Regions from separate parts of the Homo sapiens genome. Here region 1 is linked to region 2. Evidence: chromatin loops called from intact Hi-C (ENCODE). Cell type or tissue: CD14-positive monocyte. All regions are shown on one strand. Links, peaks and the distances in the headings refer to the core of each region. The heading gives the core; the rest is flanking DNA.

Region 1 (16,299 bases), core at 7,209-15,208, 48 kb after region 2:
GGGGGCAGGGTGTGGAAAGTCCATTTTTCCCAGAGAAAACATCAGCCCAGGGTAAAAGCTGATTCTCCCATGGGGGCACTTAGGCCTGTATGCAGCAGTGCCAGACTCCTGTAGGGCATCTTCCAATTTTAGTCACCAGAGAGTGATTTGCGTCAAAGTTTGCAAACCAAACCAGAGCATTTGTCACTGAAGATCCCGTGCCTTCCACTTGTTCAGAAAAGTTATTAGGTGGGGGATTAGTACGTGCACACTTGAAATCACTAACACTGGTGGTGATGAGAGTAGTTTCATCATTTGACACATTGATCTCCTGAAGCATTCTCCTGGGGAATGGAAGTGATGCTAAAACATGGAAGAAAGGGACTGAACTATTTCGGAATTTTAACGTTGTCTTTAAAAACGTGTGCTCTGGTTTTGCTAGGTGAGCATGCTGTGCCTCACAATAGAATTACACTAAACCACGTTAATTGTGACTCATTAGGGATGGCAGCATTAACGAATATTCCAGCACTGGTTAGGATGGCCTAAGTTGTACAGCAGTAACAAACAACAGAGGTTTGCTTCACACTTGCGCCACATCTTGGGTCAGCTGGGGTCTCTGCTCTTTGTTACCCTCTTTCACTGACCAGGCAAAGGAGCTGCTCCTCCCCAGACCATGGTTGGTTACCGTAATATAAGGGAAAGAGGAGTCACACACTGGCCGGAAAGGCTTTTGCCTGAGAATGCTACTTCTTGCGTACTTCTTATTGTCCAAGGTGGATCATTTGGCCAAGACTAATTCTAAGTTACATGGCTTAGCTTACCTGAATTACAGCACAGCTTTTCAAAGTAATGGGTGCAAGACAACGTATTAGGATACAGAAGAAAATTTGAATATGTATATTTTATCTCACTTTATCCTTTAAATTTTTCTATATTTGTGTTTTTGGTTAACAATACTGTATTGGAAAGTAAAACATAGATTATTTTTAATTATAAAAATCACATATATCAGGAGTGTTCTCTTTTCCCCTGATTAAGTGCTTAATCAAAAAAGTTGAGATCATTGTTTATACAGTAGATACAAATCTGCAATAAGCATATTGTACATAGAAACTGGGTCTCAGTTATGACCAAGGATAGTGCTTTTGGTTAAAATGTTACATGGAAAAGAGATGCAGAAGCTTTGAAAGTAAATTCTATTCTGTGTTAGCTAGGCCTCTGGGAGCTAGCTGACCACCCTCCCCTCAGTTTTCACTAAACGCTTGTTTAGGACTGTATTAGTCCATTCTTGCATTGCTATAAAGAAATACCTGAGTCTGGGTAATTTATAAAGAAAAGAGGTTTAATTGGCTTCTGGTTCTGCAGGCTGTACAAGAAGCATGATGCTAGCATCTGCTCAGTTTCTGGGGAGGCCTCAGGAAACTTACAGTCATGGTGGAAGGTGAAGGAGGAGCCAGCCTTTCACATGGCCAGAGCAGGAGCAAGAGAGAGTGAGGGGGGAGGTGCCACACACTTTTAAGCCACCAGATCTCACAAGAAAACTCACTCCCGTTGCAAGGACAGTACCAAGATGAATGGTGCTAAACCATTCTTGAGAAACCACCCGCATGATCCAGTCACCTCCCACCAGGCCCCACCTCCAACACTGGGGATTACAATTTAAGATTTGGGTGGGGACACTGATCCAAACCATATCAGGGACTCACTATTTTATACACACACACACACACACACACACATATATATATAATATGTTATATATATTATATGTTATATAATGTCATATATAATATATGTTATATATAGTTATATATATATATGTTCATTTACTCCTCACAAGGACCCTATGAAATATGATTACTGTCTCCACTTTAGAGATGAGGGGATTGAGGCAGAAAGGGGTTAAGTAACTTGCTGAGATCACAGAGCTAGAAAGGGCAGCACTGGCATCTGACCTAGTTGTTGAGAATGCAGAAACAATCTGAAAATTAGCTCTTGGAATACAGACCCCTATGAAGATAGGGATGGCCTACATCACCAAATGCCATCCTGTCTGTTTTAAAGCAAGACATAGGAGAGCTATCAGACATCTTAGATGTACGTGGGGAAGGCGCCCCGCTACAAGAACCAGTATTATCTGAGTGGGCACCTCCTCCCAGCACTGGGTGTAAGTGGCTCCGTGCCATGGAGTTGTTGGGTAATAACGCCAGGACTGGCTTGATGACAGTGACTCACAGTAGAAAAATGTCCTTGCAACAGACCAAAGAACCCACTTTAATTTGCACAGCTTAGAATGGGCCACTGGTTGCCCTGCCAAGGGATCCCTGTACCAGCTGATTTTCATATCCACAAACACACACACAAAAGCACCTATTTAAATATTGCAAATAATACCACATTGCATTTTTATTATGCTTTATAGTTTACAAAGCACATTACAATGCTACTTTATTATTCTTAGTGTGCTCCAATATAATTTCACTTGCCTTCTCTTTTCTCACCTTTTTCTCATCTTTAGTTTCTTTTTCCTTTTCCTCTCAGCATCCGTGCCAACTTTCCCCACACTCCAGCTTTCTTCCTTTCGTTTCTTCCTGCTCTTCCCTCTCCCTGCGAGTTGTGGAGGTGGTACCTTTCCCGAAGTGATCCCTAATTGAGTTTAGTCAGGTGTCAGTTAAAGGCAACTGAGGGGAATGAAACAATTCTCCAAGGAACAAAACAGTTGTAACATGGAGCTCCTGTTGTAAATAGCAGTTGCTATTTAAATCAAGTAAGAAGGATGGATTATTGTGCTTTAAGAAGGGGATGAAATGAATCCTGTATTTAAAGAGAGCCTGGGGGAAAGGGTTATCTGCATCTCACATCCCCGGCATCACTGTGTCTGCAAAACATCTTTCACAAAGTTTTCTTTGCAGTTAGAGAACAGCCTGTGAGAGAAATGCTCAAAGAAATACATAAACATGAGTACAAGGGGTGTGCAAACAGGTGTTGCACTGAGCGCAGAACCCATTTGGCGGCCCTTTGTCCTGGTTCCTTTGTATAACTCAGCAAGAAGTTGAGGTTTAGAAAAGGCAGGTTTGAGGAAGTGCCGTCTGTGGCCTCTTAACTGTGGACGTCACTGATGAGAACAGATCGAACTTTAGATGCCTTCCTTAGAAATTTTGTTGTTTTGAAGTCAAACCTCAATCACAATGAACAAATATATTTGCATAAGGAGAGGAGGTGTATAGTGCCCTGGCAGGAATTAAGACTAAAACGTGGGAGTAAAGCTGTAGATGCTTCTGTTGCTTTTTAACCAAGAGGCCACAGACACAGGCCGGGAGGCTGAGAGGGCAACCTGCCATTTGGCCAGCGTCACTTTGCGATTGTTATAAATACTTTATCATAGCTTGAGTACAGACATGCCTTTTCAATGAAATACATCCTGACTTATTTTGCAGAGGGTACTAGTTTCATAGGGTGACTGTAACAAATTAACACAAACTATTAATAGGTGGCCTAAAACAACAGAAATGTCTTCTCTCACAGTTTTGGAGGAGTTGGCAGGGCCACGTTCCCTCGAAGACTCCAGGTAAATCCCCTTCTTGCCTTCTCTCGGCTTCTGATGGCTCCCAACAATGCTGGGCATCCCTTGGGTTACAGCTGCATTGCTCCAGTCTCTGCCTCTGTCGATGTGTGGCCCGCACTCTGTGTGTATGTCTGTGTCTCCTCTTACAAGGACACCAGTCATATGGGATTACGGCTCACCTTAATGAATTTATTGTAACTTGATTACCTCTGAAAAGACCCCATTTCCAAAAAAGATCACATTCACAGGTACTGGGGGTTAGGACTTAACATATCTTTTGGGAGGACACATAGTAATAGAATCTACACAGTTTTTAGTTTAAATGAAAATTAGGGCCAGGTGCGATGGCTCATGCCTATAATCCTAGCACTTTGGGAAGCCAAGGCAGGTGGATCACCAGAGGTCAGGAGTTTGAGACCAGCCTGGCCAACATGGTGAAACCCCATCTCTACTAAAAATACAAAAATTAGCCGGGCATGTTGGCTCATGCCTGTAATCCCCACTACTCGGGAGGCTGAGGCAGGAGAATTGCTTGAACCTGGGAGGTGGAGGTTGCAGTGAGCCGAGATCTCACCACTGCACTCCAGCCTGGGCGACAGAGTGAGACTTTGTCTCCAAAAAAAAAAAAAGAGAGAAAAAATTGCAGTGACATGGTAACAAGAACACCAAAATGGGAAAGAATAGAGTAGATTTCCAGTTCTGATTCTGTGTGCCACAAACATTTCTGAAGTAGAACCTGAGGTAGCTCAAAAAGGCACCTCAGCTGTGGACTGGGCCGGAAATGGGTGTTTGGCTAGTAAAACGCATCATTTTACTTTACCAACATAGTACCAGACATTTAAGGCTAACAAATTCACTCTTGCTCAGAAGAGAAAAAGCCTACCAGATTTTTAGTCTTGATTTAGACTTTACCAAACATTTCTAAAGGATAGGAAAAGTCCATCTGAGGCTTACCTTCCGTTGCCAGGCACACACCTGGCCTCCTCAGTATCTGCTGCAGGTCTGGTTTACTTGTCTCTTGAGGTGGTCAGTGAGGATTTTGAACCAGTAGTGAATGGAGGGACATTGGTATGTCATGTTAGGAAGTGGCTGAAAAATTCAGGGAAGGTGCTTTCTTTCGTAAAGGTTTGTGATTCAAACACCTGAAAACTGGTACTGCTGAAACTTTAACCGTCCTTATTTAGAACATTTCAGGGACAAGGTAAGCAGCCTTCTAGATCTTTGAAAAAATGTGGATTTAAATGGAATTCCTCTGGGTTGAAACCAGAAGTACAGCTGATTTTGTTTTCATAGTTTGTGGGTGTTTGCCTTTTTCATCCCACCACGTTTATTTAAAAGGTTGTCTTCTTGAGATCCTCCATTGGAAAGAAAATGCAGTGTTGAAAAACAGAACAATGTGGATGGCAGGTGAGAGAGGGCACACGAGGAAGAACCAAGCCGGGGCTCCTCCTCGATGCTGAGGGGCATGAAGAGGGGTGGCCTGAACTTGGCCGCCCACTGCCAGCCACTCTTGAGGTGGCTTTTGGGGCCTACTTAGGTTCTGCCTCAGACACACACAGAATCAAAACTGGAAACCTAGTTTTTGTGTTATTAATAAGCCACTCCCAATTCTCTCTCTCTCTCTCTCTCTCTCTCTCTCTCTCTCTCTCTCTCTCTCTCTCTCTCTCTCAGAGACAGGGTCTACTCTGTCACCCAGGCTGGAATGCAGTGTTGCAATCACAGCTTGCTGCAACCTCTACCTCCCAGCTTCAAGTGATCCTCCCACCTCAGCCTCCCGAATAGCTGGGACTATGGGTGTGCACCACCACACCTGGCTAATTTTTTTTGTTTTTTGTAGAGACAGGATTTCACCATGTTGCCCAGGTTGGTCTTGAACTTCTGGGCTCAAGCAGTCCACCCATCGCGGCCTCCCAAAGCATTGGAATTACAGGTGTGAGCCACTGAACCTGGCTCCAATTCTCTTTTATACCAAAGTGACTACAGTTGCTCCTCAGTAGATTGAGAGATACATTCCTATATGGCCTTTTTCAGAAGCGTTGTAACATCAACTCATGCAGAGCTTAATTTAAAGTAGATAGTATGCTTTTACTTGTTTCCAGCTATGATATTAGACTAATTGAAATGAACTTATAGGTCCTTTAAGGTAAGATATAGAGAAAGCACAAAGTGAAATGTCTTATCTCCAAGAAGGGAAAACCGAAGAGACTTCTTTTGGAATATGGTAATTATTTAACCTGAGAAAATTATACTTTAGTAAAATGCTTTTGGTTTCCTTAAAACTATTGTTATGGGTTGAATTGTGTTTCCCCCCTGCCAAATTCATATCTTAAATTCCTAACCTTCCATATCTCAGAATGTGACTTTATTTGGAGGTAGGGACTTTATAGAAGGAATCAGGTTAAAGTGAGGTCATCAGGGTGGGCCCTAACCCAATACAACTGATGTCCTTATTAAAAGGGAAATTTGGACACAGATACACACAGAGGGAAGATGATGTGAAGAGACACACAGAGAAGACAGTCATCAGTGAGCCAAGGAGGGAGGCCTAGAACAGACCCTTCCCTTCCAGCCCTCAGAAGGAACCAGCCCTGCTGACACCTTGGTCTTGGACTCCAGCTTCTTGAACTGTGAGACAGCGTCTGCTGTTTAGGCTGCCCAGTCAGTGGTGCTTTGGTACCCCAACCCTGGCAGATTCATATGCTATGTTTAGAAAGTGGTGTTTTGTGTTTTTCTAAATAAGGTTCTTAACCCAGCCAGGCACAGTGGCTCACACCTGTAATCCCAGCACCTTGAGAGTGTGAGGCAGGAGGATCGCTTGAGCCCAGGAGTTCGAGACCAGCCTGGACAACATAGGGAGACCCCGTCTCTATAAAAAAATAAAAATAAATTAGGCAGGCATGATGGCGCACACCTGTAATCCCAGCTACTTGGGAGACTGAGGTGGGAGGATCTCTTGAGCCCAGAAAGTTGAGCCTACAATGAGCTATGATTGCACCACTCTACTCCAGCCTGGGTGACAGTGAGACCCTGTCTCAAAAAAAAAAAAAAAAAAAAAAAATTAGCCAATGCCACTCTTGTTTCAAAAAGGATTCTTTGAATTGTTTTATTTTCTTTTCATTGATCCCATCAGTTTCCTGGAGAAAGAAGCTGAAAAAGCGTTTGTGTCTTATCAGTGTTTGCTTCAGCACTGGATTGGATTGGGAATTTTCAGATTGCTTATGAGCTCTTGACACCATGTCCTGTAGATAAACAATTATGGGTTGTCTGTACTCACCCACTGCAGGGCAAGGCTGGCTCACCCACAGTGGTTGATGGCTTCATTCAAAGCAGTATAGCAGAGTTACCAAAAGGAGTTATTTGGGGCCAAGTTAGCAGCTTGCAGAAAGAGAATTAAGTCTGAACATGTAACTCTGACAAATAATGAGTCAATAAGTAGATAGATGTGTGGAGAATTTGCAAATGTTAGGAAAAGGATGTTTTCTCAATCAAAGAAACACAGCCTATGGTAGCATTTGCAGATTCAAGGCAGATGACATAAAAGATTTTGAACGTTCTTAAGAGAACCACATTTCTTGGAAGAGCAGGAGGCGTGACATGGTGCATTTGGTTCTCTTCCCAGGAGAGCACCCTTCTTTCCCTGCTCCTGACCCTGTGGGAAAAGAGGGCTATTGGCTCATTCCCAGCCAGGCTCTGCCACTCTTTCTCTGTTTTCATTCTCCTGGATCAATCCCTTAATTGTGTTTATCATCATTTCATCCTTGATGTTTCCCTGTGACTCATATTGTCCTCCTCATACTATTTGACAATGTCTCTGCCCCCGAGGATTACTTGATTTGCCATCTGCTCTACTTTCTACAGCATTTCTCCTGGGAAACAGCTTTACCCACGGGGACTCCATTTCCACCGAGGTGTTGATGACAGCCTTCAGGTCCACATCTCCACCCATGACCTTGCGCCCATTCCCTAACCTGGCTTTTTTCTTGTTGCATATAGAACATTTCCTCTTTGTTGTTACTAATGCCTAAAACAAAATCTGCCCCAAACCAAGCCCTTCTAGCTGGCCTGTGCTCTTACCGTCAGCAGCACCATTCTCTTAGTCCCTTTGGGGCATGAACCTTTGATTTAGATCTTTTTCCCATTTGCTATTTCTCATTCTGGCCTTCTGGTCTTTTGGCTGTGTCCCTCTGTCTTTGGCCTTACCCATGAACTAGTTCAGGGTCACCTTGCTCTCTTCCCCTTCCAGTTAATCCCATGCAGGCCCAGCCCATCCTATTGATTTCCATTCCCTTTTCAAAGTGGGTGATCGTCATTCACAATTCAACCTAGCAAGTAGGAACTGGGTGCTGGTTAGGAAAGACCATTAGCTCCTGACACTTCAGTAAATTAAGCAATTTCTTGCCTCAGAGTTTCAGTATGAATAGCTGAACACTGGACATTTCAACGTAGATATCCCGTTAGTGCTCATAATTCAACATGTTGAAAACAGATTCTATTCTCCCCTCCCCCAACACTTCAACTCCACTTCCCATCTTCCTTCTCACTCGTGGAGCCCCACTCCTTCTGGCACCCCAAATGTGTTCTAGTCCCCTCTTTCCTTTGCTCTCACATCTCATCTGTCAGCATGTCTCACCTTTTCTCCTCTGCAGAGTTTTATATTTCTGCTGCTTCCTGTTTTCTCAGGCAGTTCCTTAGTCCGGGTCCCCCTTACCCCTCTGGACCAGCTTTCCCATTGGCTGAGCACTTGCCCAAGCTCCCTTAGCCCGGCTCTTCTTACTCAAGGCCACTTCTCTGCACTGACCCCCTATGCATCAGATAAGCAGTGGTTACCTCTTTAAATAGGTAAATGTATTTTATTTTAATCATTTCTTATGGTTATATTTCTCAGATGTCATAACCAGAAGACACAGAAATGAGAGATGACTCAGGGTCATTGTTGTTGACATCCACTATTTTATCAGGTGACGTATAGTCAGGTGCGTCCTGTAGTTTCAGTCTGTCTTCCTTCACTTATCAGCCCTCATTTTTCCTTTGGCTGGTGTGGGACTCATCTCGTTGTTTGGTGATTGTAGTCTGAGAACCTAAAGAATGAAGAAGTTTGGCTGGTGGCATGGATTTGGGAGTCAGGCAGACCTCAGTTCAAATCCCAGCCCTGCTAGCAGAGGCGAAGTGACTTTGGACAAATTATAGCTCCATTTACTCATCTCTAAAACAGGGAAACACTGTAGTTTTGTTGTATCGAGCAAACACCTGGAGTCTGACATATAGAGAGCAAAGGCAATCAGGACAGTCACCTACCACTTGTTGATGTGTTAGATGGCAGCCAGTGAGAGAGAAGGCGAAAGGAGAAATTAGATGAGCAGCTCTCATGGTTGGGCTTCCCCCCAGCTCTCTGAGTATTTAGAAATTACTTCTAGAAGATAGAAGTTATCAGAAGATGACAATTCTGGATAACTAGGTAGTTGTATACACAGTGCATACTGGTGGTTATTTATTGCTTTAGCATTTGTTATTGTATTGCCACTATGCAAACGCACCTCAGTTGTCTCCAAGCAAAGCCTGAGCTTTCTAGTACAGAGACCGCAGTGCTGGCCGCTCCCGCCATGAGTCTCACTCTCCTGATGGACTGAAGTACACTCTGTTTGCAGGATTTGGAGCACTAGCCTTCTGCCCCATCTTTCTAATTGCAGCTTGAGTCTTAGTTCTGCTGTGAAACTTTGCCTGACCACAATGCATAGTGACTCCTGCCTCTAAACTTCTAGTGTTTACTTTGGCAAGTTGTTTATGTTGCCTTAGAATTACCAGCTGTCCTTTTTAATTTGCATTGTACTTGGCAATCCCCATGAGATTCTAAGCTCCTTTAGGTCGGTGACGATGTCTTAGATGTCTTTGTGTTTCCTGTTGTGCTCAACCCTAATCTTTTTTTATGTAGAGGACCCTTAATACAGACTTGATGATTGATTTTATTTCATGTTTTTTGTTTTTTTCAAATGCCCAGTGCTGCAATCAGTAGTATTGTTATTGTCATTATTGACAAAAGAATTCTGTATGGCTGCATAGTATTCCATGGTGTATATGTGCCACATTTTCTTAATCCAGTCTATCATTGTTGGACATTTGGGTTGGTTCCAAGTCTTTGCTATTGTGAATAGTGCTGCAAGATGAAATTGGAAATCATCATTCTCAGTAGACTATCGCAAGGACAAAAAACCAAACACCGCATGTTCTCACTCATAGATGGGAATTGAACAGTGAGAACACATGGACACAGGAAGGGGAACATCACACTCTGGGGACTGTTGTGGGGTGGGGGGAGGGGGTAGGGATAGCATTAGGAGATATACCTAATGCTAAATGACGAGTTAATGGGTGCAGCACACCAGCATGGCACATGTATACATATGTAACTAACCTGCACATTGTGCACATGTACCCTAAAACTTAAAGTATAATAATAATAAAAAAAAAGAATTCTGTAGAGCTTGTGGTTGATCCTAAGCTGTGCTCTGGTGGAATATACTATATATTTAACATTGCACAACTAGTGGGTAAACAGACATTGATTGAAAATGGTATAAAAGCCCCAGGGACATTCAGTATACACTGTTTTGGAAATGTATCATTTAGAATGGGCTAACCTGAAATTATCTGTGTACTCCTTGTGAAATATAAACTTAATAAGCAGGATTATTAAAACTTTATGAATATTATTTAGTATGTCAATGAAGGAAACTTTCCAAGTACTTTTTGACCCCCTGAGGTATTAGATCACCATGTCATCCAGGGTTCTCAGGGGTTATACAGATTAACCCTTTCTAGGTGTTTAAAAATGTCCATTTAGATGCATATTTCCAACATTCATATATTTTTGACATATTCTATAATTTTGTTATGTCTTATGTGCATAATCTATATTAGACAGATATGGCATTTCATTAAATATGAGAATTAATCCTTCCTTTGAGTTCTTTATTATGAAAAAAAAAAAAAAAGATCTGTAGCATCTATTAAGTACTCATTATTCAGCCAGAGCTTGTGTCCAGAAGATTTTAGGAAGTAAGGAAGTTAGTACCTCTTAAAATCAGGTGTTCATGATTCCATTCTCTTGAATAATATAACTGGATTCTGAGCGGTAATCTGTTTTACATCTGCCAAACCCAAATTAAATATTACATACCGATAAAATTGGTGCCACTATTTTAGAGATCACCTCCCTGGGAATCAGGGCTTGAGCTTTGCTAGAATTCAGTGAAATTGAATTCAATTTATTTTTTTTTATTGTAGTTGAACCCTCACTCATCCTTGTAGTCTGATCTTCCAGTAGATAATTTATTTAGGGGTGGTGAAATGGAAAGGAAATGTTACTCAGATATGAAGCAACTTTTCAGTTCATCTAATTGTGAAATATAAAGTTATGAAGAAACTAAGTAAATAGTGGGGGGAAAATATGCTAAATGAGCCAGTCCCTTAACAAATGTCATTTTTTAAAAAACTGTGTGAGTTGGCTGGGTGCAGTGGCTCACGCCTGTAATCCCAGCACTTTGGGAAGCCGAGGCAGGTGGATCACCTGAGGTCAAGAGTTCGAGACCAGCCTGGCCAACATGCTGAAACCCCATCTCTACTAAAAATACAAATATTAGCTGGGCGTGGTGGCGCACGTCTATAATCCCAGCTACTTGGGAGGCTGAGGCAGGAGATTCGCTTGAACTCGAGAGGCAGAGGTTGTGGTGAGCCAAGATTGCAGCATTGCACTCCAGCCTGGGTGACAAGAGTGAAACTCTGTCTCAAAAAAAAAAAAAAAAGAAGAAAGAAAAAAACCGTAACTGTGTGAGTTAAGACTTCAAGAAATCATGAAGATTTTTAGATATTCTTATTATTACATTATTTGTAGCCCCAGACCAATGAATTTCTCATTAAACCATTAAGACAAAGAGAAACCAAAAGGTGCATAGAATTACATAGGTTTGAAGCCGGGCATGGTGTTATGCTCCTATAGTCCTAGCTACTTGGGAAGCTGAGGCAGGAGAATCATGTGAGCCCAGGAGTTCGAGGCTGCAATGAGCTATGATTGCACCACTGCACTCCAACCTGGGCAACAGAGAGTGAGATCCTGTCCCAAAAAAAAAAAAGAATTTAGATCTAGGTTTGAACTTCTGGGGTCAGGGTCTGATTTTTTTCACTTATCACAGAAGCTTAAACCCATCACATGACTTCCCAGTTTTCAAAGTAGGACCTTTGTGAGAATGAAAGTAGGGAGGGTGCTCTGAATAATTGAATTGGCCTAACAGGGTAAGCATACGTCCAACCGGCAGTAGGACGTATGCTTACCCTGTCCATAAAACATCTGTCCTGGAGCCTGCTGTGTACTTAGTACTCAAGATTTTAAAACCTGGAGACTCATAAGTGTTTTAAGAATCCTGAGGAATAGCAGATGAAGTCAAGTCTAGCATTTTATAGACATAAATGGCATCTATAATTAAGGCTAGAAGGCAGATGTTTTAAAAATAGTATTTTGAAATGCAGACTTGCATACATGCTTTTTATAAATGCAAAATGAGAATTTCAATAAAGTAACTAAAAGAAGGGTCAGAACCCTCATTGCCTTTAGCATATCAAAGTGCACCCTAAGTCTGGGTAACCTGGATTTGTTTCGGCATGAGAGACTTTGTCAGCTTTATGGTAATAAGGAATAATGTCTTACAAATAGTGGACTTTAATTCTTCTAACTATAGCATATATTTTAATGTCAGTTTTATAGGTGCTATTTTTCATTTGTCATATGCAATGAAGAGTTTATTATATATAGTTGTGTAATAGAAGTTGTTTTAAATTTTAATAAATTTGTTCTTCAGTGCTTTTTACTTATCACTTCTGTAGCAACCACATGAACTCGTGTCTGTGTAATTAACAAGCATGTAAGAACCCCATGCATATCTGAGATTCAGTGTTTATGACTTCAGCCTGTTTATGAGACAGAGTGGTATGGTAATAGGCATGCTACTTGTTAAAAGCTTTAGTTCTAGGTTATGGTGACTCCCTGTCCTTTAGTGAATGAAAATGTGGCCATTTTGACAGGTTTTATCTTGGGAGGCCACTAAGGCTTTTGTGGAAAAGTCTGGGTCAGGTCATTCCTGTAGGAGCAGGTGTGGTTATGGCAGATTTATCCTACCGTGACCTCCTGGGTTCCTCTTACTGCTCCCCATGGGCTCGAAACTTGCCCTCCCAAGTCCAGTAGTCCCCCTGGTCTCTCACCTAGAAGGAGTAAAATCCGCCTTCTCTTTCAAGAGCCAACTAGGAAGTGCAGAGATAACTTAAAAAGCAGTTGAGATTTTGCCATTGGATCAAACTGACAATGTGCATTAAGCCTCTGTTTTTCCTGAAAAGGATATTGACAAATGAGGCGGGAAGTAGCCTTGACTAGTCCAGAGGTCAATACAGAAAGAAATGAGAGGAGACATTTAGCTTTTACTTTCAAGTGGAAAAAAACATTGAGTCCCCCTCTGCACCCCCACTTTATTGTCCCTCACTTTAGGATCTGAATAAATAGAGAAGTAATACGTTGTGGGCTCAACTCTCTGAAAGCTAAACTAATAGGGAAGGTTTGTTCCAGAGAAATACTCTCAAGGAGAAATGTTTGGAAATAAGTGTGTTGCCATAAGATTATTTTAAGATTAAGCTACAAAACCACCAGCAGTGTCTTATTCCTTATGAAGGTATTTCAGGGATTTAAAAAAGTATTACTGTTAAAGACTTTAACTATATCTTGTTGGAGCATTTTGCTGCCTGAAGCAAAGTGGCCTCTGCTACAGAACAAAGGTAACACGTCTGCACTGAGCGTTGGGTCCAGTCATTGGAATAGCGGCTGTTGACTTCATAAAGGGGCAGCAGGGGCCACACCAGGCCAGGCCGGAGTCTGAGGCAGCCGGCTGTGGTGCAGGGTGTTTCCAGCCATGTAGGCCTCCTGTCTGATCCTGGGCATCTGTCATCAGAGGCAGCCAGTGATGATTTCCACAATTTTATGACCCTTGGCTGTCATCCCAATAACAAATAAGTCATAAGCCACCCTCTTCCCCTCTGTAAAATTCCACTTCTGCACCGTGGACGGCCTTTCCACCAAGATCTTTTTGAAACAGTGAAAACAGAGACTAGCACCTCACCTTCTTTATGTATGAACAGCGTATTTCTGCTGTCGCTCTCTCTGACCGCCCCCTTCCGGGTACTTAAAGACTGAAAAATAAGCAGCAGGCTTGACACGAAAGGATGAAGGAAATGGCTGTTTTGCTTTGACTCTTCAGTGGCTAAGTTACTGAAAGCCAAGTAATTGGTCATTTCTATATTGTATACAACATCTAGAACAATATGGATATTCACTTGATACTGATAAATAGGGAATAGCCATATTCTGTGTTGTTCTAGAATAAGGGGGATGTTGACTTAGAATAAGGGGGATGTTGACTTGAACAAAAAGAACAGTGGGAAGAAACGGGTGAAGTACGGATTCTGAATAAGCAAGCCAGAATAGTCTTGTCAGGCACGAGGATTCCTACAGACGTGCAGTCACAGTGCGTAGATGGAGGTCGGAGCTCAGGATTGAAGCAAGAAGGGAACACCCTCCAGCAGATCCATGGGCCCAGGGTGGAGGTGGGGCTCCAATCAGGTGCTGGATGTTAGCAGAACTGCCCCTAGGAAGTCAGAGCTGAAGTCAGATGGTACATATGGTAAGTGCTGTAGGAACAGTGAGTTGGGAATGATCACTGGGTTAGAGTGGTCTGGAAAGAGAAGGAATCTAAGCTGGCTGGTCTTTGGATAAGTTGAGAAAAGCAGCAAAGGCATGCCAGGTAAAGGAATAGTGTAAGAGTGTGAAGATAGGAAGTATAAGAGACATTCTAGAAACAGCGAATAGACCAGCTTCATTCAAGTTAAGGACCCAGGAAGGTTAGTAGAGCTGGAGCTAACAAGGTAGTTGGAATCAACATGTAAATGTATCGAGTTCTCAGCTTTATCTCCTTGACAGTAAGGAGCCAGTGGAAGTTTGGAGAGGGGAGTGGCATGCTCAGAGATGTTTTAGGAAGATTAATCTGGTAGCCAAATATAGGCAAATTAAAGGGAGACAGAGTGCTCAGGTAGATGAGATGTCTAGATTTGCTTTAGTCCTTCTAGAAAGTGATAAATACATTCACTGTGGAAGTGGCAGCAACAGCAGAAATAAAGAATTGGATGCAAGAGATGTTTTGAAGGAAGGAGAAATTAATAAGGCTTAGCACCTTCTTGTCTATGAATGTAAAGAAGAACCATCATAGTTCATAGTTTTGGAGCCAAGTGACTAGAACAGTCATGGAGATGTTAGGATAGAGGGTGAGATGGCTAGATTTTTAGGAAAAAATAAGGGGTTCAGCTTTGGAAGCGCATCTTTGACATTGTAGCAGGAGGCTGCAATATATCACTGTAACCTCTGAGGGAGAGCCCAGCCTGTGATAAACATGTGGGGGTCACCTACACAGAGGTGACGGCTTAAACTGCTTGAATGGATGATAGCTGCCAGAGAGAACAGAGTCAAAACGGTGGAAATGCCAACATTTGAAAGGAGGAAGAGGGCTGGGTGCGGTGGCTCACACCTGTAATACCAGCACTTTGGGAGGCTGAGGGGAGTGGATCACTTGAGATCAGGAGTTTGAGGCCAGCCTGGCCAACATGAAACCCCGTCTCTACTAAAAATATGAAAATTAGCTGGGCGTGGTGGCGCACACCTGTAGTCCCAGCTACTCAGGAGGCGGAGGTTGCAGTGAGCCGAGATAGCACCACTGCACTCCAGTCTGGGCGACAGAGCAAGACTCTGTCTCAAAAAATAATAATAATAAAATAAAGGAGGAAGAGGAACCACCCGAGCACACAGTGTGCAATCAGACACGGGATGGGGAGATTACAGATTCACTGAAGTCCAGAGAAGAGCATCAAGAAGGAAGTCGTGGTCAGCAGTATCAGATGTTGCAGAGGTTAAGAAGAACGGGCTGAAACAAGGCCATTGGATTAGGCAATTAGGAAGTCATTTACCTTCAAGAACAGGAGCCTATAGTGCATTAACGAGTTGGGGGAGATGGATTAAGATGTGGGCATTGAAGAAAAGGGAGCATAAACCATTGATCACAGGTGAGAGGAGGGAAAGAATTAAGAGGGGGGAATGCGGCTGTTACTCCTTTTGCCTTCCATGTTGGGAGTTTGTGTGTGCACGCACATGAAGGCAGAAGAAAAAGATGAGGTGACCGATTCATTTGGACAGCCATATTAAGTTCCTACTAAATACTTGGATCCAATTAAGTACAGGGAGAAATGGAAAGCTACAAGAGAAAGAACAGTGGTGGAAGCAGGTTCAAGAGAAAATGGGACAAATATGGATCATGAGAATCGGGAACTTTTTTAGTATTGGAAAAGAGCAACACCTCTTTCTCTCAGACTGGAGAGAAGGAATGAAGGATGGAGGATGATGTAGATTCAGGAATGTTCTGAAATGAAGAAGGAAATAAAGGAGGAAAGTAAGGCTGACCTCAGGCTTCTGGACAAAGTGGAAGTTGGGTCATCTACTGAGAGAGAAGGTGGACTAGGGTGATGGTTGATGGAGTGGAAAGGATTACCACTCTAGGTAATGCCAGGGGCTCAGAGAGACAGGAACACTAGGTTAGCCAACCCCCAACAGGGCTTGCAGAAGCTGCACTTCCTTGTGCTTCTGTGAGAAATGTTTGTTGATAGTGGCTTAGAAG
Region 2 (16,299 bases), core at 846-8,845:
CCGAGGCTGAGACTTGGCTCTCCCCGTTCCTGCTACATTGTTCTTCCAGTTCCTTACGCCAGATAAAGAACTGCAGGTGTGTAGGGTGTTACGGTTTAAGAATAATCATGGATCTCAAAAGTCTCATGAACTGTTTTTATTTGCCAGCCTTCCTTCCCTGTCTCAGGTGACCTCCGCGGTGGCCTCTTTCAGCCCTCAGTTTCCCTCCATCTTGTCCGTGTGCCCTCTTCATTGTTCCTGCGCTGTGCACCCTTTTATTCCGGATGTTTATCTGTGCACCTTTATAATTATTTTTCTAATCTTCCTCCCCATCCCACCTCAACTGGCCCACATCAGTCTGCCAAAAGCCCAGATCTGGGTGTTTTTGAAAGAGATTGTTGGACATGCTCTAAAACAGACAGGTGACTTCTAGAATCAAGGATTAGGTTGCTAGGACCCGCATTCACTCACTGTGATGAGTGTGCCAAGACTCTGATGACCTCCTTTCTCCTGCCGTGGTGACATCCTCTGGGTTCAGGAAACCTGATTTTTCCCCTGTCTCAATCAGAGCACATGGACTCCCTGTGTGCATGCTAAACGAGCAGAGCTTTTCCTGTAGATTTCTATAAGAAGAGGGATTCCTTGTGGGTTTTGAGCTCCTAAAGAGTGTGCATGATTCTTCTCAGGAAAAGTATAACGACACGAGAGGGAATTGTTTCAATGGGGTGCTGCTGCACCAAGTTGGAATACCAGGTGAAGGCCCAGATACATTAATGGAGCGTTCTGAACCGCCAGAGATTTAGACAGAAATGCTGTTTTTGAAACAAGGGGTATTTGATAATACCAATTAATGGGTGGCAAAGAGAATCAGTCTTCCAGGGCTTGCTTGAAGGATAGGTTTATAAATAGCATGTTAGTTTTTGGTGGTTTGGAACTGAACTTCTTATAAAAAGGTTTATTTTCTTTAGAAGGTTAAACATTTGCCTTGTGATTGTATTTCCTCCATCAACTTGCTTTGCGAGGCTTTTTCAATATCTAGTGCAAAGGCCAACCACCAAGGTCTCTATTATGGGTTCTGAATGAGAGGAGCCTAAATTCCAAGTTATTTATGTTTTCCTCTCCCTGAGATATGCTGTGTTGATTACTATTGGCTTATGTAAAGGAACACTTCACAGACTTCCAAAAACTGTCTGCTGCAATTCATCATCAGATGGACCTGAAGATGCCTATCTACCAAGCTGTCTACCAAGAAATGAGATTCTGAATCATCTTGGGTTAGCAGAGTTTGATGACACATGCCCTAAAATATCTGTTCCTGTGTTTAGGTTTTATATTTTAAAAATGAGTAAGTATAAATGTTGCTTTTCTTCTCGCCACATTTGAGTAGTGAGTAAGGTGCCTTAATTTTATCCTTGATTTCAGACAATGTGCTATGATACTTGAATCAGAGAAACCTGAGTTTGAATCTAGTGATACGACTTTGGGCTTTATTGGACTGTGCAGGAACTCCATTAGAAACTAGTGCACGTAAAGTCCCTGGCTGTAGTAGGCATCTTCTCAGAGTGTGTTAAATCCCTCTATCTTCTGAGATGCTTACAGACATGATGACTCCAGGGAAAGAATAACCCACAAATAGTTTCGAAAACCAATAATAGCAACATTTCAATTATTAATCTCCTGCGATTCCCTTTCCAGTTTGGGCACCAGCAACAATAAACCCCCTATAGCCATAGAAGAAAGAACCTTCTTTTTACTCCCTCTGTGACCTTTCCAGATTCTTTATTTGCATTGAGCTTCTGCTGGTTTCAGGTAGAGAATTTCTCTTCTATAGTGGCACTTTCTGTGCTACTTGAAAAATGTGGAAATAAACTGCTGGGGCAGAGTTTCAGGGGCTGCAGCTGTGCCTCTTGGAAAGTATCCCCAAGTATGAAAGATAACCTTTGCCGTTAACCAAGATCCATTCCTAAACAAGGCAGCAGGCTGGGCAAGGGAGCACCCAGAGGTGGTTCACCAAGAGCCTCCTCCAAGGGGAGGCTCCTCGCCCACCACAAGCCAGGGTCTGCCTCACCATGCATTAAACATCATTTTCCTACAAAAGACAATTTGGTGCTTTCTGTAAGTTACAGGGGCTCAGATTCTTTGTATTTTATGTTTTATATTTCTTCATCTCTCTCTCTCTCCCTTCCTCCCATAGAGACCAGTCTTGGGGAACCACCTTTGAGGTTTGTGTGGAGCAAAGTAGTGATGATCAAGAGGGTGTGATATGTGAGCATTTCTTATTGTTCTCTGAACGTGTAATTCGCCTGTGCTTTCTGGTAGTCTTATTGATGACAATTCAAGGACTTTGGGTTGGTGTCAAAGACGGGCTTCAGAATAATGGCAGTAGACTTTATATAACCACCGATGGGATGTGAACTTGAAAGGCCCAAACTCGCAAGAGTTCCATTTCATATAGCTATTCTCTTTTGGGGGAAAAAAGAAAAGAAAAACCTACAGTATAGGCAGATCTTTATTTTTCCTATAAAAGAAACCCAGATGCTTGAGGGTCACGGTGATCACTGTGACTTAGGCCATATTGACTTTGTGCTGTGCACCGCCCTGCGCCCTTCACCCACATGAACTCAAATGTTCCACCTCTTGACAGACGAGGGCCCATCTTTAACGCATTCATTCAGCAAACATTTATGCAGGACCTGCTGTGTGTCAGGCCCTGTGGCAGGTTCTGGGTTTGTCGAAATGACAAAATCTTAATCCCTGTCCCTGACTTTACAGGGTGGGGGAAGTGAAAGAAGCATAGACTCACTAGACCATGGGTCTGATTCAAGATGGAATTTTTTCTTCTCCTTTTTTTTTTTAGTGGCAGTTCATACTTCTAACATGCCTATGCTTTCTTCAGCTAGAATGGGAAGACTTGGGTAGGCACAGTGGCTCACACCTGTAATCCCAGCACTTTGGAAGGCTGAGGCGGGTGGATCAGGAGTTCGAGACCAACCTGGCTAACATGGCGAAACCCCATCTCTACTAAAAATACAAAAAAAAAAAAAAATAGCTGGGCGTGGTGGTGGTGCCTGTAATCCCAGCTACTTGGGAGGCTGAGGCAGGAGAATTGCTTGAACCCAGGAGGCGGAGGTTGCAGTCAGCTGAGATTGTGCCATTGCACTCCAGCCTGGGCAATGGAGCGAGAGTCTTTCTCAATAAATAAATAAAGAGTGGGAAGACCCCATTTTCCTATCTCTCTTGAAGTGTTTTCTTTACGTAGACTCAAAAAAGTGTTTCTGAGTGTAGAAAATACTCATTACAAGCTTTCTTAGAAATGTCCATAAATATTACTGTCTGTAACTTGCAGAAGATCCTGTCTTCTTCTATTTGTTACTTAAATTTTATATCCTTGCCAATGCAAATACGTTTCTTATTTGCACAAGTTCTCAGAGACTTTCGTTTCTGATATTTGGTGTGTCGTAGGCTTTGTTGCGAGTGGACTCTTGCATCATATGTGGCTGTTGGAGAATTGATTCCCAGCCTTTTCGCCTGGCTGAGACCTTGTATTCCAGGTAGTTGTGTGGCACTTGGTGGTGGGGATATAGATCGGGCTGTCACTCCGAAGCATTCAGTGGCTACTTACCCAGAGCAGATCATTCAGGGAATTGTGGAAAAAGAAAAGCCTGACCTAGCTTCAGGGGCATAGAGCCCCAGAGCAGAAGACCTTGACACAGATATAGTTCACCCCCGTCTTCAGGAAGGTGAATGTCTGTGACTTGAAATTGTCAGTTCATTATTTATTTAATTATTTTTTCCAGGAAAGGGCAGTTGGAACTCCCTGAGTGACCAATTCCAGTATTCTATTAACCTGATTGTCAAGAAATTCCTGGGCCTGGCTGAAATCTCGCCTGCTGTCATTCAAACTTGTTTTCTTTTACTCAATTCCTTTCTCTAAAACCTTTCATATACTTAAAGATAATAACTGGGTCTCTTTAGCTTTTTCCTCACAGAGCCGGTTTTGTGTCACTGAAAGCATCTCCTTTCTCTCTTCTGAACTCTCTCTAGTTTCTCCCTATTTAAAAAAATGGTGGCAGTTAAAACTGAATACAGCTCTTTAATAATGTTCTCATTAGTACCGCATATAAGAGAAAAACGACTTCAGGGTTCTTGCATCATCGTGAACCCCTGGAGGGCAGGAACCATGTCTGATTCATCTTTGTCCCCTACAATAGCCGTGCAGTTCCTTAAACCTAGTAGGCGCTTCATAAATATTTCTGGAATTGACTGTTCCTTTTAATGCATCTAAGTTATAACTTACGCAGCCCTGGATTGGTGACTCATCTGTAGCTCGCATTCATTTCGGCCGTCTTTATTTTTCTTGTACTTGTATCTGGCATCCCTCACCCCAACAAAGCCACCTTCTGCTTGACTCCACTGATCACTTTGCATTTCACCCCTCAACTTCCAACTCTTTAGAATCTTGCTTAATTATCTCCCGTAGATCTGACAAACAGAATGCAGAGGCCATAAGTATAAAAACTTGAACTACACTTGAAAGAAGAGCAAGCACACAGAAGAATCTTGATGATTCAGAGCAGTGTCAGGTCATCCTCATTTAGAAGGGACCGTTTGTCAAATTCGTTATAGATTCTGAGTCAGCTAAAGCCATACCTGTTTTACTAGGTTCTCCAAGGTGAGTGAGCTAGGTGTTTATGAGAGTGGTTACAAGTCAGACTTTCAGAGGGTAGTCCTCCCTCTCTTTGGTTTAAAGCCAATGGAAAAGGCAAAAGATGTAATGAACGACATCACTGCAGGTTGTGTTTTTTCTGACAGATATCTTTGCCCTTAGAAAGCAAGCTAGTAAAATCATTGCCAAAAAAGAAAAGGCAGAAAACCTTTGAAACTCCAAAATATCTTTGTGGTTTTATAGCTACTTATTTCTGAATACAGCATTGAACAAATTTGTAATGTTTTTGACAGTAGTCTGTTTTAACAATTCTTGCCTAAGTACTTTTGCCTTAGTAGGTTCTGATCAATTAAATGCCACTGTGTTTAAGCAGAATTAAGATTGATCAATTCTTCTGCATGTGTTAATGCTGTCGACTCTATAAAAACCTTTGTCACAAAAAGAATGCAGCCTAATATGTGAGTGGACAAGGGTATTTTTCCTCCAGGTGGTTCTGTCCATCCGCAGTGAGAGATCACCATAGAACCTTCCATGACATTGACTACGAAAGCACTTCTGGCTTCACACAGTCACAGATTTGCATCTTGAAGAACAAAGGGTTTGTTTGTGTATTTTTACCATTTTCCTTCACACTAATATTTCCCTGTTGATTCAACCTATGGAATCGTTATTCCCAAGTAAAATCATTCGTCCAAGGGCTTATGATAAGAAGCCAGCTCTATACAATATAGAACTTATAGTTTCATAGCATTAAGGAAGCAAATTTTAATGGTGTTTGTGCCTGGATTTCTGTTAAAAGTCACAGGGTTATAATGCCGAGGTTGTGAGTATTAAATTAAAAAATTTTAAAAAGTCACAGGGCAGGGAGATTTGGAAAACTCCAGCTTATTGCCGATTGTGGAAATGTGTTCTTTTAAAATTTGTTTATTTTGTATCTAATGAAAGATTTATAGGGCTCTGACAAAAACCAGCATGTACGTTTTTGAAACTGTACAGAAAGACAGCAAGTTACACCTTCCTGAATTCTGTGTCACGGCATCTACTCACCAGAATCTGAGCGGATAGCAGGGACTTCTGGAGGATAGTAAGTGTCAGGGGAACTCGTGACAGGGAGAAGGAGCACCAAGAGAGAATGCACACGTGCTTTCGGCCTTTTCCCCTGAACCACTCACCTCTGCAGCTCCAGCACAGTGTCATTACTATTATTCATTAAGTGTGACCTGTACCATCAGGAAAAGATTCATCAGTTTCATTATGTTCTGTTAACTGAGCCTGGGAGGTTCTCTAATGTATTACAGAAATGCTTCCACTAGTCAGTGGTTAAAGAAATTCTTTCATTTGCTTGTTACAGTGATGTACTCCAAAGAGGATTTAAGGCTGCTTAAATGGTTAAGTTTCTGGTAGAGAGGGAAATTAATTTATGTAGATCAATTTTGTGGATAGCTTCTTTCCAAGGATGTCGGATAAATGAGGTATTCCTATAGAAAGAGACAACAGCAATAGGCAAAGCTCTGGTGTTGGCTTAACAAGGTGAATAAGCAGAGTGCATAATGGAATTCATTTGCAAAGTAATTTTTGCTTGGCTGGAGTGGTAAGCACAAAATAGACTAGCAGATGAGAATGGTAAGTGTTTGGGATCAGTTGTTAAAAGGTTTAAAAGGGGTTCTAATTCAAGTGACATTTTGTGGTGTGGAGAAGGGGACCGATATTATCAGAATGATACTTGAACAAGGTAATTTTTACTGGCCTGGGTATAATAGAAGGAACCAGACAGCCAGGGGTGGGCCATGCTGGTAGGCCTTGTGGTGCGGTGGAAGGCACTGCGGCCGTGGAGATGGAGGTGGGCCATGCTGGGAGGCCTTGTGGTGCGGTGGAAGGCACTGCGGCCGTGGAGTTGGGGCAGGGCTGCTGTTGGGGTGGTGCAGGAGAACACGCATCGAGCACTTGTCGGCTTGCCTGGTCCAGAGGTTCAATAAATGTTGGTTTCTTTTTGCTTTCCTCCCCACACCTTATGGCAGTGATCTAGGATCAGGAAAACTTGCTGGGATTGGCAATACCATGATGTTCTGTTTTTCTAAAGAATCTCTTTTTGTAGGCTCACTCGCATTTCACAGAATCTGACTGGGTCATAGTATAACCCTGGTGGGGTCTTCATGCGTTATTATTCAGTCTTTGACACATGAGAATCTGAGGCCAGAGCAATGAAGAGGCTGTTCCAATGTTATGTGTGCTGGGGGAGCAGAGCTAGGGCTCTTCCTCTCCCTTCCCCTGTAGCAGTGTGCACAGAAGCCCCAGAACACTCCAGAATGCCGAGTGGAGCTTTGCTAGGCTGCACTGCCAGGTGGGGCTCCAGGTATAGTGGTTCCTACCAGGCTGTCAGAGCCACTTCCTTTTTCCCCAGAGGCATACGGAAGCTCCTGAGTTCTGGTTCTCGTGGTCCCCTTGCAGCCCACAGTGCTACACTGAGCCCCTCCTGCAGGGAGTGTTTCCCTCTGTCCCAAGGAAAGCAAGGCCACAGTGCCCTCAGTGGTTCCTTGTGTTTCCCTGAGAAAGTTCACAGCTTGTCACCATGAGCTACTTAATAACAACAACAACAAAAATCACAGGAGAGAAGTCAGTACGATCATGATGAGTTTCACAGAACCTCAAAGCACTTTTAAGTCATTAAGCAGCTTTAAAAAAAAAACTGATTTCCCAAGGTACAGTTTAAAGTCATTTTATCTCTTTGACATCACCAAAACTTGAGCCCTGCCTCTTGTCTCCAGGCATGACAGTCTGACCTCAGATAGGGTCCTGTTGTAGTCTCTGTCTGGGGCTACTCCCCACCTGCCTGGGAAGCATTTCAGTCCAGATGAGCAGCATTTGAAATTAGTTGAACACTCAGACTTTCACGGTTATAAGACACAAACTAGGGAGTGAGCTTGCCCTGACATTTGTGGGTCTTGGGTCAAGAGTGTGAAGCGAGGCCCCCAGTCTGCCATCCACCCAATTCTCTCTCTCTACTCCTGGTCTGTGTGTCCAAGCTGCGACCACTCCCACCTCCGCTTGGAACTGGGGTGCCTCTTGCCCACCTTCCAGGTCTACATGTACACCCACAGGCCCTGGGAAAGGGCCTGGAAGCAGGCATGAAGCCTTTTGGGCAGGGAATCTCATGGCCCCAGGGACCCAGAGCCTGGTCTTGAAGAAGAGGGTGGGTGCTCAGCCTATGAATGGGCACAGCCCATGTTGGGAGGGGTGAGCTTGGGCCTTGACCCAATGAGGTTCAGGGCTTGAGCCCTTGTTGCCCTGTCCTAAAGGCAGTACTGATAAGGGGACACCTTGCTTCAAAAACTGAAGCAACAAAGGCAACTTGAAATGTTTCCTGTTTATATGGCTGGTGGTTGCATTTCTGCATCCTCTGCTCTCCTTTTCCTCCTCAACCTTGGTCTCATACATATGATTGCTTCCTAAAGCAAAGCTGATGAAACTGACCCATTTCCTGTTGCTTGCCAAAGTAGTTCAGTAACCAGTATGTTCCTTCTGCTGGTGAAACCTGACAGAGAACCTGGTAATTCTGACAGCTGTTATGTTTTGTGGGTTTCAGCCACTGACTTCCATGGCCTCTCCTACCATCCTTCTTTGATGGCGTCTCTGCTCTCTGCTTCCACCTATTTATTTTTTCCCACTTGTCTACCCACAGAGCCAGGCTCCCTTACCTACCTGTTTATTCTTTGACTGTGTGTTCCTTGAGCGTGTATTTGCCTTGTTTTACTTGTAGGTGTGAAGGTCTAAGTGGATGTACACACAGAACCTTCTTTGGGGTGTATTTGTGTAAGGGACTGTCTGGAAGAAGTGGTTCTTCAACCTTTTTGCCCTTCAGTTCTCTGGAGGGCTTGTTACAACAGATTGCTGGGTTTCACCCCCAGAGTCTCTAATTCAGTAGGTCTGTGGTAGGCTTGAGCATTTGCATTTCCAGTTGAGGACCATTGTTTTGGAAGAGTACATTCAGAACAAAAAGTCAGAAATATTTAGAATCAGATGGTGGTTGTTTTGGTGAAAGCTTTTCTTGGATGTGAGAGAGTCAGGGACCTGGCCTTAGCATTCTTCGCAATTCTACTGCCTTTTGTGGCTGTGACTTCCAGAAGCCATAGGCACATGCAGATCCAGCCTCCGACTTCCTCTCCTCTCACCTGCCTTCACATCTTCTCAGGGAAGGTCACAAAGTGCAGGAGCCACTTTCTCTTGTTCATTCAGAGCCAGCTGGTCTGTGTAGTTCATCCAGTTTGGTCTTGGGGCCCCAGAATAAAATGGGCCAAATATCATCCTCACAATAGTAATACACTATTATTAACTAATATTTAAGAGCTCTATGATTTTCTCCATTTACAGAAGAGGAAATTGAGGCTTAGAGATATGAAATAATGTATGCAAGGACTCATAACAAGTAATTGGTAGAGCCAGAGTTTGAACCTCAGTCCACTTGTCGCCAGCGCATGCCCTTATCTTCACTGGCAGGCCACCCTGCTTCTTGCAGGTAAGTTAGAGTGATCCATGCCATGTGCAAGACTGACTCCGGTAAGAAGGATCTGGGATCCTCCTTGGAAAAGAGGCAATCAAGCTGGAGACCGAAGGTGCTAACACAGATTTCTGTGACACTCTTGTTCCATTTGTCCTGTTCATCAAACAGGGTCAAGTGAGGTGGTGAATGTACAGCACTTGGACCTGTGGCTGGCATGTAGGAATGTGGTAGAGGGCAGCCAAGCCATGAGTCCCCTTTGAGAGCAAAACATATCAAATATTCAGGAATACTCTTACTGAGACCTCTAAGGAAAAACATGTTATGGGAAGATGATCATAACAGCTAATACCGCACACTTGCTATTGCCAGTTCTGCACTAAGATTTTACATGTGTGAATTCATTGAATCCCTGTAGTAACACTCAAAAGAGGTTCCACTTCCACAGTGTTACACAGAGGCACAGGCAGGTGAGGCAGCTCCTGAGTGCAGAGATGGGATCGACTCCAGGCAGTCTGAGTCCAGAGCTGACTCCTGACCACCAGCTGCACAGTAGAGACTCTTCCTCATCCCTCCTAGATGAGAGAGGGCAACTTGTAAATACATTGGTTCTTCTCCAAGTATCAATGGTCTTTGTTTTCATCAAAATCTGGATAAGTATTTTAAAACTTGAGAGACCAATTTCTGTTGCTTTTCTTGAAAGATAAGGTGGTAGGACATAGGTTAGGCATGGACCATAAGAGTGGTGAAGGGGTTAGCTCTATCCAGTGTCAAACCATAATGCTTCAAATCTGGGACAAAATTTGACAGACCCATCCATGGGGCAGAAGGGGGGAGGCAGATTTCAGGTTCCATAGTCTGTGAGCATTTAACAGAAGATGGAGGAGGTGCTGTGAGGCCATGGGGAAAGGAAGGCTGATTACCTGAATGGGAATGGGACTATATGAGAGCAATCTGAAAAATCTCAGTGGGTATCATCACCTCACATCATTACACCAATGTAAATTCTGCCTGATTAAAATGTGAGGTTTGACAAAAATATGTTCAAAATACATTCAGTGTTCTGGGGACTCTCCTAGGTGCCAAGTGTACAGCATTGAGCAAAACAGATAAAATTCCTGCCCTGAAGCAGCTTGCGTTTTAGCAGATAAAGACAAACGTTCCACTTTTTTACAAAGCTTTTTACAAAAGCTTGAAGGAAATGGAAGTGGATATTTATTAAACCTCTGGAGGAGTTGAAATTTCTAAGATTAGAAGCTGTAGATGAACTCACAGAGGAAAATATTATTAGTCTTGTCAGCATAAACATTCCCCAAATGTTAAGGTTATTTACTATCATGAGTTATTCCTCAGTGTAATTCTATGTAACATTGAGGTTTGTCTAGATGTTAGGATAGGTCCTCCAAAGTAGATATACTAGGTCAAGGGATTTGAACATCTGTTGGGTTCTAGATACATCACCAGGTTAATTTCCTTGCCAAAGTTTAATTTTTTTTTTTTTTGAGACAGAGTCTCGCTCTGTCATCTAGACTGGAGTGTAGTGGCATGATCTCAGCTCACTGCAACCTCTGCCTCCTGGGTTCAAGAGATTCTCCTGCCTCAACTTCCTGATTAGCTGGGATTACAAGCACCCGCCACCATGCCCGGCTAATTTTTGTATTTTTAGTAGAGACAGCCTTTCACCATGTTGGCCAGGCTGGTCTCAAATTCCTGACTTCAGGTGATCCACCTGCCTCAGCCTCCCAAAGTGCTGGGATTACAGGCGTGAGCCACCACACCAAGCCTAAAGTATAATACTTTTATATTAAACAAATCAAACCACCAAGATGAAAAATTGAGTTAACCCACCTGTTTGTCTGGGTGCTGCTCTCAGGCCTGGGCCCTGCTGTCATTCTACCCCTCTCGCCAGGTGACATATCATTCCCAGGTTTTCAATGCTCCCTCTATCTGTTAGGGACTCCTAAAGTTGTATCTTTACCTAGACTTCTTTTTTCAGCTCCAGAGTCATAAAGCCATCAAGCTACTGGACCTCTCTCTTTGGATATCTCATCCTTAACACATTCAAAGGAAACATCTTGGTCAACCCCCTGAAATATACTGCTGTTCTGGAATTCTTTATTTCCATAAATGGCACCTTCTGTCACCCAGTAGTTCACATCAGAAACCCAGAGTCATCCTTGACTTTGTTTTACTTAACATTTAACCCATCACCAAATTGTATTGATTTTTGCCTCCCAGGTGTAGCCATTCTCATCATTCGCCATAGCTGTGTTCTCTAAAGTCGCCAGGAACACTGAATTAGTGAATACTGAATCATTACTCCTAAGGGAGATACAGAGTTAGGTTCCTGTGAGCCTCTGGTCATATTTCCATTGACTGATCAATACGTAGTATCAGTTTCGTTGGTGTAATAATGTTGTATGTTGGTAGATGTTGTACGTTGGTATAGCATTACATATGTTGGTGTGATGATGTTTTATGTGTGTTTCTGTTTAAACATATATCTTAGCATATAGTTTTGATTAACATCAAACTCATGCCCAACAGCACTATAACTCATGCCTGAACGAGCTTATCTAACACATGCGTTTCTCATAAGGCACATCACAGTCTTCTTGTGCTTAGGAGCACTAAGCAGCACTTTAGCACTGTGCTTGGGGACCATTTAAACAGCAAAATCACCAACAAAACACACCAAAATGCAAAAAAAATGTGGCACTATATAGACAGTTGAAAGGGTACTTGTTTATAGTATAAGAGCTGAAACAGGAAGGCAGAGTGTCACCATTGTGGAGCTCAGCTGGGAATGTGTGTGTTGACCAGCGCAACTTTTTTGCTGCTCTGCGCATGCGCAGGCATGACCAAAAGTGCTCTGAGTATTGACTTTGGGGTTACAAACACCTTTTAGTGAGTAGGTGAATTTGCAAATGTGGAATCCAGGAATAATGACGACAGACTGTTTATCGTGAAGCCATCCATTTCTGTCTCCACTGCCATCCCTTGTCTGGGGGTTGGCAAACTTTTTCTGTAAAGGTCCACGTGGTGCATATTTGAGGCTTTGCAGGCCATCTGGTCTCTGCCGCCGTTACTGAAGTTGTAGAGTGAAAGCTGCACAGACAATACATACACGAGTCACGTGGTGGGAGGGGCGTGTGGGGGGGGGGGCGTGTTCCGGCAAAATCTTACTCCTAAAAGCAGACTTGGGTTTGAATTTGGTGTCCAGTCTGTAGTTTGGATCCCTGTAGCTAGCCTAAGCCACCATAATGTCTCATCTGGACTGGCTTCCTGACTTGTCCCTCCATGCCTGTTCTTGACCTTCCCCAGCCAGTTTCCCATAGTGATATTAAGTGCACATTAGATTCTGTCACTGCCGTACTTCAGATGTCCAACTGCTTTCCATCACACTTGGAAGAAAATCCTGAATCCTGAACAGCATGGATCACAGCACAGTCCCGGCTTGCTTCTCTGATCTCCCTGGACACCAGTCTTCCCCTCTGTTTGCCCCATCCTGGCCTCTTTCAGTTCTGTGACTGTTCCCAGCTGTTTCCTGCTTCAGCACCCTTTCCCACACAACAGTCTTCCCTTCCTGGAATGTTCTCCTGCCTGGCAGCCTGGTTAATTCATGCTCACTCTGTGGTCACACCTCAAATGTCACTTCCTCCAGGAGGCTTTCCCTGATCCTCCAGTGTAAATCATATTCCCCTCTTCTCATCTCAGAGCACCCTCTTCTTTTCCTTCATGACACTTAACAATTTTCATGAACCCACTTATTTGGGCATATTTGTTTTCCACCTGCCTTCCCCATTAGGCTGCAAGCTCCATGAAGATAGAAACCCATCTGTGGTTGTCTCTGTGTTCTCTACCCCGTTACCATCACGCACATTATAGACACTTCTGAAAACTTGGCAAATCAGTGAATGATTGTACAACATGCTTTTGTTCATACAGATTTTTGTATGAAACTGCAATCGAGGAAATTGCCACCCTTTTAGAGTGTATAGTATATCTTCAAAAATTGACAGTGATGATTAAAAGCAAAAGACATCTTGATAGGTGAGTTTGTAAATGGGTGTGCACGTGTATCCGTATTGTCAAAGGGTGATTCTGAGACAGACACTCTGCGAACAGGTATATCTGGTGTGAAGTTTTCTCCCTGGGACTTGAGTGCTGCATTCAATCCTGCTGGTCTCACTTTTCCCCTAGAGCTTTGGAACTTTGCTGGTAACATTTTCACATGAGGAAGTGGAGGTAAAGTTTGCTTGAGGAGGCATTTCAGCACCCCTCTTAAAAATTGACTTTGCTCTTGTTTCTTCTCTCAAACCATCACCTCATCTCTCTTAGACTTTGTCGGTGCTAGTTGTTGTTCTTTCTACAGTGTTGCCACCATCTGGGGAAGAAATCTTTGATTTGTCAGAGAATCATCTAAGCAATGAAGTTCCAACTTGGGGGTTGTTCCCAAGTCATTCCAGGAATCCTCCATGCCACTGATGGACAGGCCACTTAGCATATTTTAGAAAGGTAACAGATCATTTCTAAGATGACCTTCTGTAGATTACTAGTGAAACCTAAAGCCTTATGTAACTGCTTTTTTATGTATTTAGTACAGAAATAACATTTTCTAATTAAAGGAAATTAGAAAATAAAGGCAAGCAAAACACTCCACATACACACAGTTAGTCTCTCTCTCTCTCTCTCTCTGTCTCTGTCCAGAAATGACCACTGTTACATCTCTTAGGTCTTTTTGTATGCATAGATGTGTGCACATTTTTTTAACCAAAATGATGTATTACTGTTTTATTATCTGATTTTTTTGGATGACAGTCTCCAACTTTGTATTTCAATAAAGTTCATCTCGTTTAATACCTTGTTTCTATTCCGATTTCCATAACTGGCCCTCAAATACCCTTCAAGGCTGGTTTGTCGAAATCACCATCTAATCGAGTATCGTGCCCTATGTCTGGTTGTAACTTCCTTTTAGTCTCTTAATCCAGCACAGTCTCTTATTGAAGCAGCAGACCAGTTGCTGGTCTTGCCTCCAGAACCTCTGACCTGCTAGAGTGTGAGGTTGCTTCTTTATGGTTAGGCTTATTTCTCCATCCTCTGATTTCCTGTATGGAAAAGCTTGCAGGATTCAAGTTGTTTTTGACTAGATCTCACCAGAGCTAATTCAGTGTGCTTCACTCACTGTTACTAAAAAGGCCCACTACTGGGGATGCTGAGATTGACCCCTGGTCTAGGGCTGTGACAGCCTGAACCCACCATCGTCCAGTTACACTTTCCCCCTAGAGACCAGCAAGTGACTTGTGTGGTATAACTTTGCATACAAATCGTTTACTTAATGGTTTTGTACCCAGTGGTCATTCTTGCCTGAACCATACCTTCCTTGGGTTTTGGGAAATGTTTCTGTAATTCTTTCATTTCTTCTATAAAGTAGAGCTTTCCTGTACTGCCTGGGGCCGTCTGGTTACCCTGACACATGGTTCCCACTGGAAAGGCAGGATCTGTGCTAATGCTTTCCCTTTCCCCATTAACTTTCACAGTAAGGAGTTTAATAACCACTTCACGTAGTAACACGTGGTTTTTTTCTGTCTTTCTAACATTATACATTCATGGATTTTTATTGATCTGGTGTGTTCTAATCATTACTCTTTTGTTACAACTTTTAGGCAGTGAGACCCCTTCAGCTAGGTCCTGTGACCTTTTGACAGAACTTCTATAATCTTGAAAATCTGTGTTCATTCATGGCACAAATGCCCCAAGCTCATCTTGTACTTTTCAGTGGTATGGGACAATGGTATTAGAGAGTACAATCAGGGTATTGGGGGTGGTTATTGGTGCAGAGGTGACTTGTTTCTAGAGAACTTCAGTGGACAAAGCTGGAAAATATATACTGTTAAAATTTAAGAGTTCAGGTGGACATGTCCAGTTTAGTTTTAAAATCCTTATGCTTTCACTTTCCTTAGTAATTATTTTAACTCCCTTTTTCTGGTATGGAAAAATCTTTATTTTTTCTTTAACCTATAAATGTAAAGAATGTAGTTTCGAAATACCAATATTTATATTATTACCAATATGGAACTACAGAGGAAAGTTTAATACTTCTTTGTAATTTTTGTTTTGTTCTTAAAATGCATTCCACTAAGGGTATGTATTAAAAATACTGTGTTCTAAAATTCCTAAAAATAAATTCTTCCTCAGAGAGCATGTCACCCAGTTTGATGTATGGTTAGGCTCATATCATTCAGTTTCTTTTCAGTTTAGGACATTTTGAATGGAGCTTTTTTAAGATGGGTAATGCATTACGTGGCTGAAGGGTCAAAACTATGTAGATGTGGGCCGGGTGCGGTGGCTCACGCCTGTAATCCCAGCACTTTGGGAGGCCGAGGTGGGCGGATGATGAGGTCAGGAGATTGAGACCATCCTGGCTAACATGGTGAAACACCGTCTCTACTAAAAAATACAAAAAAATTAGCTGGGCGTGGTGGCGGGTGCCTGTAGTCCCAGCTACTCGGGAGGCTGAGGCAGGAGAATGGCGTGAACCTGGGAGGTGGAGCTTGCAGTGAGTCAAGATCACGCCACTGCACTCCAGCCTGGGCGACAGAGCAAGACTCTGTCTCAGAAAAAAAAAAAAACAACTAGGTAGATGTTTAATCTAGATGATGGGTATGTGAAAAATTGTTAAATCATTCTCTCTACATTTCTTTTGATATTGGAAAGTTAAAATAATTAAACAATATAGAGAAGTATACACAATGAAGTCTTAACCTGTGAACTTTGTTTTTTTTCTTTTTTATTATTTCTGTTTTGCAGATGAGCCCTATGCACTTTGTTCCCTCGTAGATAACCATTTTTCTTAGTATCTCGCTTAACCCTTGCGTCTTTCATTTTTAGAGGTTCTAGTGTGTGTATGGGTGTGTTCTTATTCCCTTACACAAAGGATAACATAACACATACAGTCTGTTGTTCTACGTCTTAACTTTTTTCTCTTAATAATACATTCTGGAACTCTGCATATTTGTACATAGAGATTATCTTCAGTCTTTTTTATAACCTTAGAGTACTCCATTTTGTTGATGTGTGATGATGGCACAACAACATAATCTTGGATTGTGTCTAATCCTCTGTCTTTTCAAATCACCTGTAATAGATAACCTTGTAG

Evidence for each region. Hi-C counts contacts between places; a loop is a spot of excess contacts. Peaks named below come from ENCODE experiments on the same cell type or tissue, not always from the same donor. Only the 100,000 strongest peaks of a DNase experiment are listed, where the experiment ranks them.
Region 1: a loop joins it to region 2, with 5 times the contacts of the local background. A loop is called at or near these places in 51 of 110 quality-filtered maps.

What each region holds. Positions count from the first base shown.
Region 1 is chr7:139,718,242-139,734,540 of GRCh38, reverse strand. All of the region lies in intron 1 of HIPK2 (homeodomain interacting protein kinase 2), which reads left to right. Among named protein-coding and RNA genes, the nearest start is that of HIPK2, 52 kb to the left of the region's middle. RefSeq lists a silencer at 13,417-13,711. In CD14-positive monocyte, for the core only: a CTCF peak has its summit at 13,761 (motif pointing left); DNase peaks (open chromatin) are centred at 7,940, 8,250, 8,510, 10,940 and 5 weaker places; H3K4me3 peaks cover 4,890 bases; H3K27ac peaks cover 7,829 bases.
Region 2 is chr7:139,759,479-139,775,777 of GRCh38, reverse strand. All of the region lies in intron 1 of HIPK2 (homeodomain interacting protein kinase 2), which reads left to right. Among named protein-coding and RNA genes, the nearest start is that of HIPK2, 10 kb to the left of the region's middle. RefSeq lists an enhancer at 1,827-2,006. In CD14-positive monocyte, for the core only: no CTCF peak of the experiment used is centred there; DNase peaks (open chromatin) are centred at 1,217, 2,747, 4,177, 8,107 and 2 weaker places; H3K4me3 peaks cover 1,881 bases; H3K27ac peaks cover 4,402 bases.